Linked DNA regions of Mus musculus: all the other regions are linked to region 2. Evidence: chromatin loops called from intact Hi-C (ENCODE). Cell type or tissue: left cerebral cortex. All regions are shown on one strand.

Evidence for each region. A loop is a pair of places that touch in the nucleus more often than their neighbours do. Peaks named below come from ENCODE experiments on the same cell type or tissue, not always from the same donor. Only the 100,000 strongest peaks of a DNase experiment are listed, where the experiment ranks them.
Region 1: it touches region 2 in a loop (1.9-fold over the local background); 3 of 42 quality-filtered maps call a loop at or near these places.
Region 3: it touches region 2 in a loop (5-fold over the local background); 4 of 42 quality-filtered maps call a loop at or near these places.

Annotation. Positions count from the first base shown.
Region 1 is chr2:80,484,872-80,489,871 of GRCm38, reverse strand. No RefSeq gene overlaps it. Among named protein-coding and RNA genes, the nearest start is that of Frzb, 40 kb to the right of the region's middle. In left cerebral cortex, no CTCF peak of the experiment used is centred here; no DNase peak of the experiment used is centred here.
Region 2 is chr2:80,385,292-80,390,291 of GRCm38, reverse strand. No RefSeq gene overlaps it. Among named protein-coding and RNA genes, the nearest start is that of Gm13752, 3.6 kb to the left of the region's middle. In left cerebral cortex, no CTCF peak of the experiment used is centred here; DNase peaks (open chromatin) are centred at 1,739 and 2,410.
Region 3 is chr2:80,445,997-80,450,996 of GRCm38, reverse strand. It overlaps Frzb (frizzled-related protein), which reads left to right and starts at 3,601. Exons shown (of 6, transcript NM_011356.4): 1 at 3,601-4,634. The coding sequence starts at 4,157. In left cerebral cortex, a CTCF peak has its summit at 2,645; DNase peaks (open chromatin) are centred at 3,498, 3,967, 4,366, 4,937 and 2 more places; H3K4me3 peaks cover 2,512 bases; H3K27ac peaks cover 1,195 bases.

The DNA.
Region 1 (5,000 bases), 100 kb before region 2:
CAGCAAAATGTTGGGTCCTGTTTGTGTAGCCAGTCTGTTAGTCTTTTTATTGGGGAATTGTGTCCATTGATATTAAGAGATATTAAGGAAAAGTAATTGTTGCTTCCTATTATTTTTGTTGTTAGAGTTGGCATTCTGTTCTTGTGGCTGTCTTCTTTTAGGTTTGTTGAAGGATTACATTCTTGCTTTTTCTATAATGTGGTTTCTGTCCTTGTATTGTTATTTTTTCTTCCTGTTATTATCCTTTGAAGGGCTGGATTTATGGAAAAATAATGTGTGAATTTGGTTTTGTCGTGAAATAATTTGATTTCTCCATCTATGGTAATTGAAAGTTTGGCTGGGTATAGTAGCCTGGGTTGGCATTTGTGTTCTCTTAGGGTCTGTATAACATCTGTCCAGGATCTTCTGGCTTGTTGTACCCATGTTCTCTATGGAATCTTCTGCACCTGAGATTCTCTCTTCCATCTCTTGTATTCTGTTGCTGATGCTCACATCTATGGTTCCAGATTTCTTTCCTAGGGTTTCTATCTCCAGCGTTGCCTCACTTTGGGTTTTCTTTATTGTGTCTACTTCCGTTTTTAGGTCTAGTATGGCTTTGTTCATTTCCATCACCTGTTTGGATGTGTTTTCCTGTTTTTCTTTAAGGACTTCTACCTGTTTGGTTGTGTTTTCCTGTTTTTCTTTAAGGACTTGTAACTCTTTAGCAGTGTTCTCCTGTATTTCTTTATGTGTGTTATTAAAGTCCTTTTTGATGTCCTCTACCATCATCATGAGATATGCTTTTAAATCTGGGTCTAGCTTTTTGGGTGTGTTGGGGTATCCAGGTCTGGCTGAGGTGGTAGTGCTGGGTTCTGATGATGGTGAGTGGTCTTGGTTTCTGTTAGTAATATTCTTATGTTTTCCTTTCACCATCTGGTAATCTCTGGAGTTAGTTGTTATAGTTGTCTCTGGTTAGAGATGGTTCCTCTCATGATTCTGTTAGCCTCTATCAGCAGACCTGGGAGACTAACTCTCTCCTGAGATTCAGTGGTCAGAGCACTTTCTGCAGGAAAGCTCTCCTCTTGCAGGTAAGGTGCACAGATATATGGCATTCGGACCTGCCTCCTGGCAGAAGATGAAGGCCCAAAACAGGGCCTGTCTCAGAAGCTGTTAGCTTCTGTAGTCCACACTCTCACCTGCACAGACTGGTCTCAGAGGGATCCAGGAACCAAAATTGCTCCCCCAGGTGCTGCAGCAAAGCCCTCCCGGGTGGGGCAGACACCTCTCCTCTGGCAGGGAAGGTACCCAGATGTCTGGAGCCAGAAACAGGGTCTGCCTTGGAAGCTGTCCTCTAGGGGCCTTAGGGGTGTCCGCTGAGTCCGCGCCCAAGGTGTCCAGGTGCTGGCGCTGACCGGAAGGGATTTGTGACCCTGGTCAGGCTGGGTTTTCTGCTTCCCTAATGCTGTCTTAGGTCCCGTGCAATTGGACTGGAACAGAAGTTGTGTTCCACTCACCAGAGGTCCTAAGATCTCGAGGAGAGTCCCCTAGGGACCTTGGGGGCGTCCGCTGACTCCGTGCCCAGGTAACCCAGTGCTGGTGCCGACCGGAAGGGGGACAATTTTCTTTTGCTTCTCAGAAATTGTCTTCAAGGAATTGTATCATCCTTTTAGCAATATCGTCTCACATTTTCCACTCATGGGGATGTGGCATGTTCATGTCTAGCTCTGATCTGAAAATTCTACATTATCTCAATTGAGAAAAGAATGGTTGCCTTAATTTTAACACATCTACAAGGCTGAAATTAATTTTAAGACTACGCTGTAGCATATATACGTTATAAATATATATATTCTACACTTAATGCACAAGATATAGAACTTAGACCTTCAAGTGTCACTGTGACATTCAAAATAATTATGACAGTTGTTCCTTGGAAGCCTTGTCCTTTTCTCTATGTTGACCCCTGCCCATGCGATGGAATGTTTTCTTATATTCTGGACATCAAACTCCTGATCATATCTAGATATTGAGTTCAAGTATCAATAACCTTTTTCCTTAATGCACTATCTTCTGTTTCTTTTCCACCTTGCAACTGCCTTCATAGTAACACTTAATGAATTACAATGTGGTTGATACATCCCATTGTCTCATTATGGGAATCTCTTGAGGTCAGGGTTTGTTTAGTTCACTCATCTCTGTGGCCAGATCTCCTACCCAGAAACTCATGGCTCAGACACTGTGGCGTGAAACTTGTGGCTGGAAGGACACTACAGATCTCCTTGGGTAGAGCTGCCCTTCACTTCTCTTCATGTGGTAAAGAGGTAATTGGTTATATTTCTCTTGGTTCTGGTGGGATGCTGAGAATCATGAGTTACAGGAGATGAGGGGATTTCCAGTGACTGGAATACTGATATCTCAATGATGACAGAAAGAAGTGGTTTCTTCTATTTCTTACAGCAAAATAATTTGCCTAGCTGGGATTGGAGAAAGAGGCAGAATCTGTGTATGTTGTGTAGGATTACTGATGGGAGCATCAACAAGATGCTGGAAAGATTTTCCTACTTGTAGAAAAAAAATTCTTTAAATTTGGAAATGCAAAGTACTGAAGAGAAAAAAGGAATCACATAAGCAGTGTTGGAGGGAATTGCCCTTGAGTAGATGATCTTTCTATTCTGGTGACTCACCTCTAACAAGAGCCAGTACTTCATAAAAAGCACTGGAGCTCTGTGCCACTTAACTGTAATCTTACTCCTCTGCTGAAATTCCTCCTGCACTCAGGCTAGCCTGGTGATCTGATGCCACCGGGTGCAAGGGATTAATAAGCCTTGACATTTTATCCTATCAGTGTAATACCCCAGCTCTTCTCAAGACTGCACCGGCCGCTGCTTTGGCAGCTGATCACAGAGGGAGAACCGTGGCAGCTCATAGGCTTTCAAGACTGCAGAGCCACCTTGGAGAACGGTTGCCCTGGCTGCTGCAGGTCACAGCACCCAGAAGTGAGTGACTAGAAGAGGCATCTGAAGGCCTCTGGAGCCTGGAGCAAGCTCTGCTATCTCTGTCATAGGTCCAGCTGCTGCTAATAAGTGAACTGGTGTCACTTCTCCATTCTGAAGGAGAAAGCAGAGCCGATCTAGATTCTCCTCAGCTGTGAACCATATTTTTTTTTCTCTGTTGTGACACTCTATATAGAGCTCAACCACTTGTTTTGAGAGTTCTGAGAGCCCTGGAAGAAGCACCCAGGTACAGGTGACAGGCAAAAGGACTCTGACAACCAGTGAGATCAGATTCCTAGTTCGGATCATCACATGTGGTCTTGGATCATCACCCTTTACAAGCTCAGACTTTAAACTTATTTTAAATTACCTCTCTCTCTCTCTCTCTCTCTCTCTCTCTCTCTCTCTCTCTCTCTCTCTCTCTCTCTCTCTCTCTCTGTGTGTGTGTGTGTGTGTGTGTGTGTGTACACCATAGCATATATATGGGGTCATACAAGACTACTTGTGGGAGCTGGTACTCTCCTTCTATCATCTTGGTCCCAGGGATTAGATTTAGGTCATTGACTTAGGGTTTTTATCATTGCAATGCAACACCATGACCGAAAGCAGGTAGAGGAGGAAAAAGTTTATTTGGCTTACACATCTTTACTGAAGTCCATCACTGAGGAAAAGCTGGACAGAAACTGGAGCAGAGCTTGGAACCTGGAGGCAAGAGCCTCCATGCAGAGATCAGGGAAGCATGCTGCTTACTGGCTTGCTCCCATGGCTTTTGCAGCCTGATTTCCTGTAGAACCCAGGACCACCAGCCCAGGGGTAGAACCATCCACAATGGACTGGGCCCTTCCCTGTCAATCACTAATTAAGAAAATGACCTGCCTTTTTTTTTAAGTTATGAAGGTATTTTCTCAATTGAGATTCCCTTCTTTAAGTTGACTCTAGCTGATGTCAAGTTGACACAGAACAAGCCTTGACAGTCACGCTCAGAAATAAATACCCTGACCCATCTGTCCCAGACCCCCTTCTTTAGAGAAGAGAGGAGACAAGCAGCAAAAAAAAAAAAAAGCCCTCTATAAAAGTACACAAGTAAAAAGGCTGATTGTTTGCTGGATTACATTTTTAATAGTTCCTGCAACATATATACATATGCACATGTATATATACATTATAATATAACTATATATAACTATATGTATATATGTATGTATATATAAATTGTTACTATGCATTTTATTTTCACAGTCCTGGGGACTGAACCCATGACCTGCACATGGAAGATAAAGACTCTACTACTGAGCTACATCCTCAGATCTTTAAACTAATTTATTTCATGACAAATGACTAGTTAAGTTCCCATTTACAAGCAACGTTAAGAGCTAAGGTAAGCATCAGTTTCCAGCTTTATTTGTATGCTTCTGGGCAGCAGTTAAATTAATCTGTCCAGAGATGGATAATCTGTCAAAACTCCAGCTACTTTACCTCTTGCTTTCCTTCCTGTCACAAATAACTGTAGTGTTGAGTTTGGGCTACACCACCTTGGTTCCCAGTGGGTCGCACACACACACACTCCCAGGAGCTATCTGTATCTGCGAATTGGAAGATACGCATGTCAGTTAATTTTAAAATATCTTGGCTATCTCAAAGGCTGGGACTTCTAATCCTCTGCCTGCTACCCTAGGCTCAATTGGGGAAGTGGCCAGTGGGCACTTACCCAGAATCTCAAATGGCTGGTTGGCTTTATCTCCCGCAGCTATGTCCATCTGTCTCCACCTGGTTAGTCCCCAATCCCTGACCCACTCCATGGCAATTCTTTGTCTCCTCCTCCATTCTGTATCCTAGCCTGAGCAAATCTAAGGTTCCCACCTTGTCTTCCCTTGCACAGTCATTAGCCACTGGCATCTTTATTGACGATCAAACACCAACTGGGGACAAGGACTTTCAACATCTGTACACACAGATCCCAATTAGGGAACCAATTCAATTCAAAACATTAGAACCAATCCCCAATATATAAGTTGGAAAATCTAGAAA
Region 2 (5,000 bases):
TGATCTGGTGTCTATATTTTGATGTCTGAGACCTACCTAGGAGTCCCCTGGTGGCTGAGCTTCCTCAGTGGTACCCATGGATCGGTTTCCCTGCTTCTCTGAGTTTTTCAGAGATTGGTTGTTGAACAACAAGAAGCCGGCGTTCAACACCTTAGTCTCTATGCTCTGAGGTTCATCTGAGCCTCTGTGGATGAGGGGCTCAACTAGCTAACCAATGTTGGTCCTAAAGGGGAGAGGGATCCATATTGGTGAATTTCCTGAATGCCTCAGTTAGCCTGTTGAGAAACAGAGCAGTAATTCCTTCCACAGGTAATCGTTGGTCGTCTCATAGTTAACACGTGTCTTACTAAATTTTTCATCCCTGCAATGAGACCCCATTATTGTCCTGAGTATGAGCTCCCAATGGCGTGCTCTAATCTTAAAAAGTGAATTCTGATCTACAAGAGTTGCGATCCTGGCAGTCGATAGTCTTCTGAGTAAATGGTTTATCTGCATGACATCCAGCTTCCTGCCAAATGAAGGTCCAGCAAAAAGTTGAGATAAGTACAGGTCCTGTGTAAGATTATCTGCTAGAGTTAAGATCCGAGAGTTACTAGTAAATCAGGACAGGTCCCGTGCTTCAGAAGGGGCTGCAGTGAAGTATACTGCTCCAGGTGATCAGCTGTGTACAAGGAAGACTCCTCTCCTAACTGGAGCTCTCTCCCTGATATATTGCAAGCAAGAAGTTAGGGGACTGGAAGAGGATGCAGATTCTCAAAGAGCAGCTTTAACTTTCAAATGCTAACACCTCAAACAGTCTCGTTACTGCTTACTTTATTTTTTTTTTCATTAATTTATTTTTTCACTTTACATCTGGATTACAACCTCTCCTCCTTCCTCTCCTTCCACTCCCACCCTAACAACCCTCCTCCCCCCATTGCCTCTCCCCTTTCTCCTCAGAGAAGGGGAAGCCCCCTGTGGGCACCAACCCACCCTGGCACATCTTGTCTCAGCAGGACTAAGCGCGTCTTCTTCCACTGAGGCCAGACAAGGCAGCCCAGCTAGGGGAAAGGGATCCAAAGGCAGGCAACAGCATCAGAGACAGCCCCCTACCCTTAAATTGTTAGGGGACCCACATGAAGACCAAGCTGCATGTTTGTTACACATGTGTAGGGGGCCTAGATCCGGCCCTTGCATGCTCCTTGGTTGGTGGTTCAGTCTCTGTGAGCCACCATGGGCCCAGGCTAGTTGACTCTGTAGGTCTTCTTGTAATATTTACTTTAAATGAGCAGTAACAGCAACTTGGGCCTCTACACCTGCACACTATAGGAGATTCGAAATAGAGGCCTTGCCTTTTCCTACCCCTGGTTCTGCCTTCCTGTGTCAGCAGAGTCTGCTGATAGGTGTCAATCACTTGAAACTTCCTGCAAGTGTGTTCTCCCTAGCGGCTTCTGGGCTCTGCAGGTCAGGAGCTTGTGGGAGTAGAGCTCCAGGCCCGTTTCTGAGAATCGCGTTGCACGTCTAACCACCCCAGCACCCTCACTACACTGGCACTTTAACAGATATGTTAAATGTCTGCAGCCAGTCCTCAGATTGCCTTTCTAGTATCTCCATCAACTTTGTTTACCTGGGGTTTTGTGTACAAGTACCAAGGCAAAACTGAAGCGTTCCTGGAACTCTCAGCAGTTTTGTGGTGGATGCCCATTCCAGAGCTCTCTAGAACATCATGAGCAAAAACAGCAGATGTGTGTTCTCTTTGAGGACGGCCATCTGGCTCTTCCATCCTCCTTTCATGCTCAGTTACTGTAGTGCCAGCACAGCACAGAGCAGATATCTGTTACTGTTACTTAGCACTGGAGACAGGCTGGTCTTCAAGTGACTCTTCCTGAACTGTAACCGTCCTAGGTAATGACAAAACTATGGATTTGGGGCTAATTTTTTTAGATGAAAGTCATGATAATTCTTCCAAATAAGATAAAAAAAAAGTACGGAAACTTGTTATAGTTAAACCCTTAATTTTCTTAAAAGTAGGTTCTGTGAGCAATGACATGTTATATGATTATTCATGTTTGAAAGAAAAAAAAATCTTCTAAGTGGAATCATCAGGCAGCAGCAAGTAGAAGATTCAGCCACAAAAGATAGCTGTTTATATTATTTCATCCAAGATAAACTTCACTAGTTAAACCCCAGAGCAGTGTCTCATTTTTATGAGAAAAAGATGTAATTCATGTATTTTCCATTATCTATTTTGGTTCTTATGAAAAGAAAATAGAAACACGGCCTGATGAGGTGATGGTAATGCTTAAATCCACACCCAGCCCGGACTTTTCTCCCCACAGGATTCGGTCTGCCGAGTGGCTAACACTTGCTGCTATTAATAACTCTGAGCAAAATGATGCCTTTGTCTGAAGACATTAGCAGGGTTGTAGTCGGGTTCCAGAGGACTTGGGGGGTGGTGGCTGGGAGGAGGCTGCTTGTCCAGGGCACTAACCTAAAGGGTTGCTAAATTTGTTAAGGCAGAAGGCACCCAGCCAGGCATCGCTGAACCACAAATACAGCCACTAATCTAGATGTCCACGTTGCTGGGAATAAGGCCCCACGCCACGCAGAGTTTCTCCATTTATATGTTTCAATGAAGGTGGTGGCAAAACTTAACTATGCAGACTTGCTCTGTGTATGTGTCCATGACTAATTTAGTCATGCTATGAAGATACCAAGATAGTTTAAACAAACCAGGAGAATAGTACCATTTACACGCACTCTGCACCCCTCAACTCACCCTCCATGATAGAAAAAAAATGCTATGTGCATGTAGTTCCTATTTGAAGGTAGTGCGGTGTTAAACACCTGGAGCTAAAATAAAGTGATTAAAAAGTTGGAGGTCCTTCTTCAGTCCAGCCCAAACCAACCCGAACGTCTAAATTCTCCCCAGCCGAGCTGGCAAGCAGTGAGAGTAAAAGAAACAAACGGAGCTATAGGCTACAGCACCCTCAAGCTTTAACTGAACCCCAGAAGCTCCCAGAGTGCTTTTGAAGACAGCTATGAGCCCTCATTCCCATAGGCCGACTCTGTGGGTCAGGGCTCTCCGTCCTAGCTCCAGCGCCTGCTGCTGCTCCTGCGTCCGGTTCCACATACTGAGAACGAGGCCGTGAAAGGAATCCAGGGTTCTTTCCGTACCTGCCAAGGTATTCTCAGGCCTAGGAAACGGTCTGAGTTCTTACTGGGATTTGGAGAAGGGGATCCGAGTTAGTGCCAAGGGACTGGGGCACAGGAAGGAGGTCGCAGGGGAAAAGTTTAGGTAAGGTGTGATGGCATGAAGGAAAAAGGAGATCCGAGCTTTAAAAGTCCAAGCTGGCAGAGACGTTTTCTGGGAAAACCTTAGATGGGCTAAGGAAATCTCTAACAGCCTTGAAGACGTTAAAAAGGGGTGAGGCAGAAGGCACATAAGCAGATGAATGTGCCTTGCTGCCCAGCCTGCTCATTCGAGTGTGATCCCTGGGACCCTCACAGTAGAAGATGAAAACCCATTCCCCCTAGTTGGTGTCTATCTTCCAGGAACAATGGTCATGCCGGAATTCGGGTCTGACAAATATCACATAAAACAGAGACACAGATTCTGGTATTGGGAGATACTTTCAGCCTAGGTTTTTTAGAAATAGAACTGTCTTGTCTTTGACTAAGATTTTAATTAGGTAAAACTAGAGAGTTGTTTTGGGAAGTTTGGGAAGGGGCCAAAAGATTTTAAAATAGCATGAGGAGTCAGGAGGACCTTTTCTTCAAGGAAGGAACATACAAAACAAATATTACACACAGATCAATTTGGGCAAACAAGAAATTTTGGCAACATTAGCAAAAGACCTTTGGACTCAGGACAGCAGTTCTCAACCTAGTGGTTGAATGACCCTTCACATGGGTCACCAAAGACCACTGGAAAACACAGTTATTTACCTTACAATTTGTTATGGATTTGGTTTATTGTTTGTATTATATTAATTGGGTTCCCAAAATTACACAGGAATTCGCATGTCTATATATAAGACACCGATGGTCCCTACCCCAGTTGGTTTTGATTGGTAAACAAAATTGTTGGTGGCCAATGGCTGGGCAGGGAGACAGAGTCAGGACTTTAGGTTTTGTAGGGCAAGGGGACCAAGAGAAGAAGGAGAAGGACAGAACCACTATGTGGGAGCTGGGGAGGGGAGAGCTGGAGTGCAGGACAGAGAGACAGCCAACTTGTAAGAGCCTGGGAAGAGCAGCCCCAGGGGGTCCCCAGTTGGGTCTAGGACAACAAAGATAGAATGTAGATTTTAGCAAGTAATAACTCAGGAGTATTGGAGGGGGTGTGTTAGCAACATGGAAGTTTAGGAGTGGCCCAGCCACTGAGCTGATTAAGGCATGTTAAATATAAGGCTACATATGTGTGTCTTTCATTCAAGGATTCAGAACATTGGGCAGGTAGTGAGGAACTTGTGCCCCAGCACCACAGGGGAGATTAGAGTTTTAGATCCTAGACCCAACAATTCATAGCAGCAGCAAACTTACAGTTACCAAGTAACAACGAAAATAATTTTAAGGCTGGGGTCACCACAACATGAGGAACTGTAGTAAATGGTCACAGCATTAGGAAGGTTGAGAACCACTGACTTAGAGATTGTTTCGTTTTGTTTTTGTGTGTTTTGTTTTGTTTTGAGGAAAATATGACTTTTCCTTCATTTTTGGGTGGTGTAGAGATGCTTACATTCATCAAAGGACATAGAGAATATAGACAAAATTTAGTTTGCAATTTTAGATTATGAGTTTCCATTTATTTTAATAATCTTTATCAATTTTGATGCCAGTAAATCAGTCATGTATTTATGTGAGAGCGACATTTAATCTCATTCTTCGCCCTATTTCTACTCCAACCTCAGAAGTAATCTGTTTTATTTCTAATGTGCAAAGTTCTTCCAAAGGAGAATTCATAAGGGAACAAAGACAACAATTTAAAACTACTAGAATGTAATCGAAATTATAAAATTAGG
Region 3 (5,000 bases), 61 kb before region 2:
CCATGTGGTTGCTGGGAATTGAAATTGAACTCTGGACCTCTGGAAGAGCAGTCAGTCAGTACTTTTAACTGCTGAGCTGTGTCTCCAGCCCCCTAAAAATTTTTTTCTTTTAAGTAGATAAAAACACTAATTTTTAAAATTGTTTAGCGTTACTTAAATTATTGACAAAACATTACATTACAACTTGGAAGAGGAGTGGGAAGTTATTGAGTCCTATGAGGTACGGGAGGCACGGATGCGTCTCAGAGGTCCAGGTGACCTCACGGTTGAAAACTCCCAAGGAGTGTGCCTAGCACAGTCCTTAGAGATTCCAGAATCAGATCTCCACAAAAGTTTTGTTTTGTCTTAAAGTGATGTACTGGTACATCGATAATTTGCATGCGACACACTGACAATTTTTTTTTAAACACCAAATATATTGCATGCAACTTTGACTTGTGTCCTTAGTTCTGCAGTATGAATTCCTATGTCCATCAAATATCAAAGCAACAACAACAAACCCACACTCAGTTCTCCAGGCCCCCCACCTGCCCCTTTTAAATGGCTTGAAAATAGATATAATTAAGTGGTGGGCTAATGAGATGGCTTAGTGGGTAATGCTGCTTGCTGCAAAGCTGGGTGACCGGATTGGTAGCCAGGTTCCATATGTGACTGCTGACTTCTGTTAGTTGTCCTCTGGCCTCCACATACATGCTATGGCATGGTTGAGCACGCACACTAAATTAAAAGTATAAAAATGTTTCAGAAGATGTGAGGGAATGTCTATAGTAAGCAACTGTCTTGTTTGTAGTTCTGATAACAGTTTTAATTTTAAACGTGTGTGTGTTTGTGTGTGTGTGCATGTGCATGTATATGTGTGTGTGCGTGTGCGTGTATATGTGTGTGTGCGTGTGCGTGTGTTGGGCCCTCAGAGTCCAGAAGAATAATCAGATCCCTTGGAGCTGGAGTTAAAAGTTGTTGATGTAGGTGCTAGGAACCAAACTCTGGTCCTCTGGAAGAACAGCAAGTGTTCTTAACTGCTGAGCCATTTCTCTGGTCCTCCATGTTTATAGAAAGATTACTGTCAGTTAAAGTACATTTAAATAACACTATATAAAATAAAAATGTAAGCAAAACAGATTATGAATGCTCTGATTTCTCTAAAATACCAACCTGGTTTCAGTTTTCTTGAAATGTTCCGAATTTTGGGTTTGTTGAAGGTACTTATTTTAGGGATACAGCTCACCTGTTAGTAGAAAATGCACATTTTTTTGAACTTGTGTTTTCTTTGTTATCACAAATTTTTGAGAATTAAGTCTCCTCTCAAGTGGTTTATCTCCTTAAGATATTTGGACTTCCATTTCCACCAGCCAGTTTTCCCACTGCTTCTTCAAAAGGAGCAGATAGACTGTCTTCTTCTGAAAGTTGTATAAGCCATTTAGGAAAGCAGAAAGAACAAAAAATATAAAAGATAATTAACATACTGGCAGATGCCGAAGAATATTGTGCACACATGACAGATGTTTATGAGAAACAATAGAGAGAAGGCACAGGAGCAGACAGACAGGTGCACACATCCTCTTCTGGGAGGAATGCGAATCCATCTCTGGTTTTAGTAAAAACTAATTTGGATTAAAGGAAAGTTGCAAGTCCCAGTTGTGATGGTGCCCACATTAGATCCTAGCACTAGGGAGGCAGAAGCAGGCAGATCTCTGTGAGTTTCAGGCTACCTGGGTCTATATACTGAGTTCCAGGACAGCCAGGGCTATATAGTGAGATGCTATTTCAAAAACAAAAAGAAAAACAAAACTAAGCAAAACAACAGAGAGGGGGAAGTTGGGAGGTTGGTGGAAGGGGAGAGCTTGTGAGAGGATTTGGTGGTAAGTGGGTATCTATCTCTGAAGCAAAGTTCATTCATACCTGTGGCAATGCGACCATCAAACACTCTACTCCTTTCTTCCTAAAAAATGTGAGATGAACACAAAATATGTTTAACAACCTCTTGAGTTCATCGTTCACCTTCGAATTTTTTACAGATCCCTATTTCTTTTACCTAATAAAGCTTCTAAATATTCTTTTAGTGACTGTTTATAAATCTCCCTTTCAGTATTTGTGTTTGTGTGTTTGTGTGCATGTGTGTGTGTGTGCTTTGCCATTTTTCATTGAATTAATTTATATAATGTTTGGCTTTCTTTTCTTATATGACACCAAATAATTGTACATCAGCCAGAGTTTATTTATTAATTAAATGGCTCCCTAGCCACCATCTGTTGTTGATTTCCTATGAAGTAGACACACTTCCTTCCGAAAACATTGAAGTCACAAACCGCTGGTAATGATCATTTTAGAGATAAAAATTCCATAAACTCAAGTCAGCCACTGACATTCCCTAAGTGCCATTGAGCCAGCGCAGGGGATTAAAGCCGTATCCTACTGTGTGCTCTGGGAAGTAGAGACAGACTTTATCTGCCTAGTATTGACAGCAGGGGGGTGGGCGGTGCGGAAGGCTGGGTAAATCAGGGCTGCTCTAGTGACGTCCGGCTTTGTTGTAGGTTTTGCCTCTGTGCTCCCGCTGTCTTCTGACACTGCAATCCCTCTGCTCAATGGTTTTCCTCTGAAGGGGCTCAGTGGTTGGGCCTCGGCAGGACTTCCCACGTACAATGCTCTTAAAGCCAGGGGGCAGCCGGGGTGGAAACAGGAGACTTCTGGGAGGCGTAGCCTGGGAGGGATCTGTTTTCTATTTTCTCCTCTGTATTGAACTCATCTGGATGGGAACCGTTCTCCTGTTTACTATTATCATTACCTGTGTGGGGTATTTTGCTTGCACGTTTATTTCCCCTGTTAGAAGAAACCGCCCGTGGGAAGAGTTAGATAATAAATGCAATTTTCAGTAAGAACACTCTGGGGGTGGGGGGCGGAATCCAAGTGCTTTAAAGTGGGCTCCACGCTTCGGTTTTAAAAAAGAAAAACTCAAAAGTTCGAATTCTACAGGGCAAAGAAAAACCCGGAAGGAAGCAGGGAGGGAGGGAGGAAGGGAAGGAAAGAAAAAAAAAGAAGGAGGGAAGGGAGGAATCACACCATTTCCACGTTTCTGTGGGTCTATTTGTTCTCTTGCGATTTCTTTCCCTTTGTGAGGGTCAATTTCTCCACGGTTATTCCAATCACAGACCCCCCGAAGTCATTAGTCCTGCCATTGCTCTTAGGAGGCTGCTATCTCTGCGACATGACATTTAAAGTGACTTTGCTCGCGCCTTCCTGTCTGACTTTCTGCAGGCGGAGGTGCGCTCGGGTTTGCTGTGAGGAAAGAGCTGCGGGCAACGAGGGACGGTGTGGGCTCGCGGGGCGGGATACAGGGGTGCGCATCTCTGTGGTGCGTTGAGACCGTTTCTCCCGTGGGGACCAAGGGTTCGTCTATGGATCCAGAGCCGGGGGTGGAGTGGGGAAAGGTGTGCGGCTCCTGTCGGGAGCTGCCTGGGGCTACAGCATCACAGATAGACAGGGTCTCACACTCCAGTCCCCTGAAAACTCAAAGCCTTCTCGGAAGGAGGAGCCGGAGGGCAGGGGACCGCGGGGCGGAGCTCTTGTCGGCCGAGGTGGGAAGGCGCAGCTGCGAGCCAAGGCGCTGACCTCCTCTGAGCTCCTCTGGCCGCTCGCAGGATCTTCCCGACCCTGCAGGACTTGGCAAACTCCCACCTCCGCTCCCATTAGTCCTCCCACCCCCACCAAATCTCCTCCCTCGGAGGTCCCCTATCCATCTCACTTTGCAGAATTTATCGCTTCTTCCAACACCTTTTTGCAACACCCCAGAACTCCGAGTCCCTTAACTGAATTTGACTTTTGTTTTTATTTCTCTCTGGCTTCCTCTTCTGCCCCCTCATCTGATTGATGTGCTAAGGCTGATGTCTCTGCCAGAGCGAGAGGAATAAATAGATGCTGCCTCGCCTAGAGGCTTAGACGCTTGGGAAGAGCAGCCGGCGCAGCGAGGCACCGGGCTCCGCCAAGCTAGTGGACCGGACCTGGGAGCACTTGGATCCAAGAGAACTGTGATTGTCCCAGGGGTGGGGGCAGCTCCCCAGGTCGTTGGGATCACCCCTCGGAACCGCAGGGGGAGACTTCGGAACGAAAGTGTCTCCCGCGTCCGTCGCTCGGCTGCGCCCTGCCCCATCCTGCTGGGACCATGGTCTGCTGCGGCCCGGGACGGATGCTGCTAGGATGGGCCGGGTTGCTAGTCCTGGCTGCTCTCTGCCTGCTCCAGGTGCCCGGAGCTCAGGCTGCAGCCTGTGAGCCTGTCCGCATCCCGCTGTGCAAGTCCCTTCCCTGGAACATGACCAAGATGCCCAACCACCTGCACCACAGCACCCAGGCTAACGCCATCCTGGCCATGGAACAGTTCGAAGGGCTGCTGGGCACCCACTGCAGCCCGGATCTTCTCTTCTTCCTCTGTGCAATGTACGCACCCATTTGCACCATCGACTTCCAGCACGAGCCCATCAAGCCCTGCAAGTCTGTGTGTGAGCGCGCCCGACAGGGCTGCGAGCCCATTCTCATCAAGTACCGCCACTCGTGGCCGGAAAGCTTGGCCTGCGACGAGCTGCCGGTGTACGACCGCGGCGTGTGCATCTCTCCTGAGGCCATCGTCACCGCGGACGGAGCGGGTGAGTCCTGAACTTTGCCCGACCTCTGAGAAGTTAGTTATTTGTCTTTATCGGCTAGCTTGCTTTCTGCGCTGAGCCCTTACCTTTCCCCTTAAGCACACTCCTCTACTGAATCCTATTCTTTTACTTAAAAGCAAAACAAAACAAAACAAAATTCACTTTTATCATTCTCCCAGACAAACGCAGTCTCTTCCAACAAGTGATCTGAGCGATCCATCCGTTCCCTACACTTCACACCCAACCTCCAAAGCGCCCCTTCCCTTCCCACTCTTTGCGTGTGGGGCTTAGCTGCTTTACTCTTAACGACATTGGAGTTTCTTCTGTTTCTTGGTGCATTCTTTTGCAATCTCGATCGTTAGTGTTTTC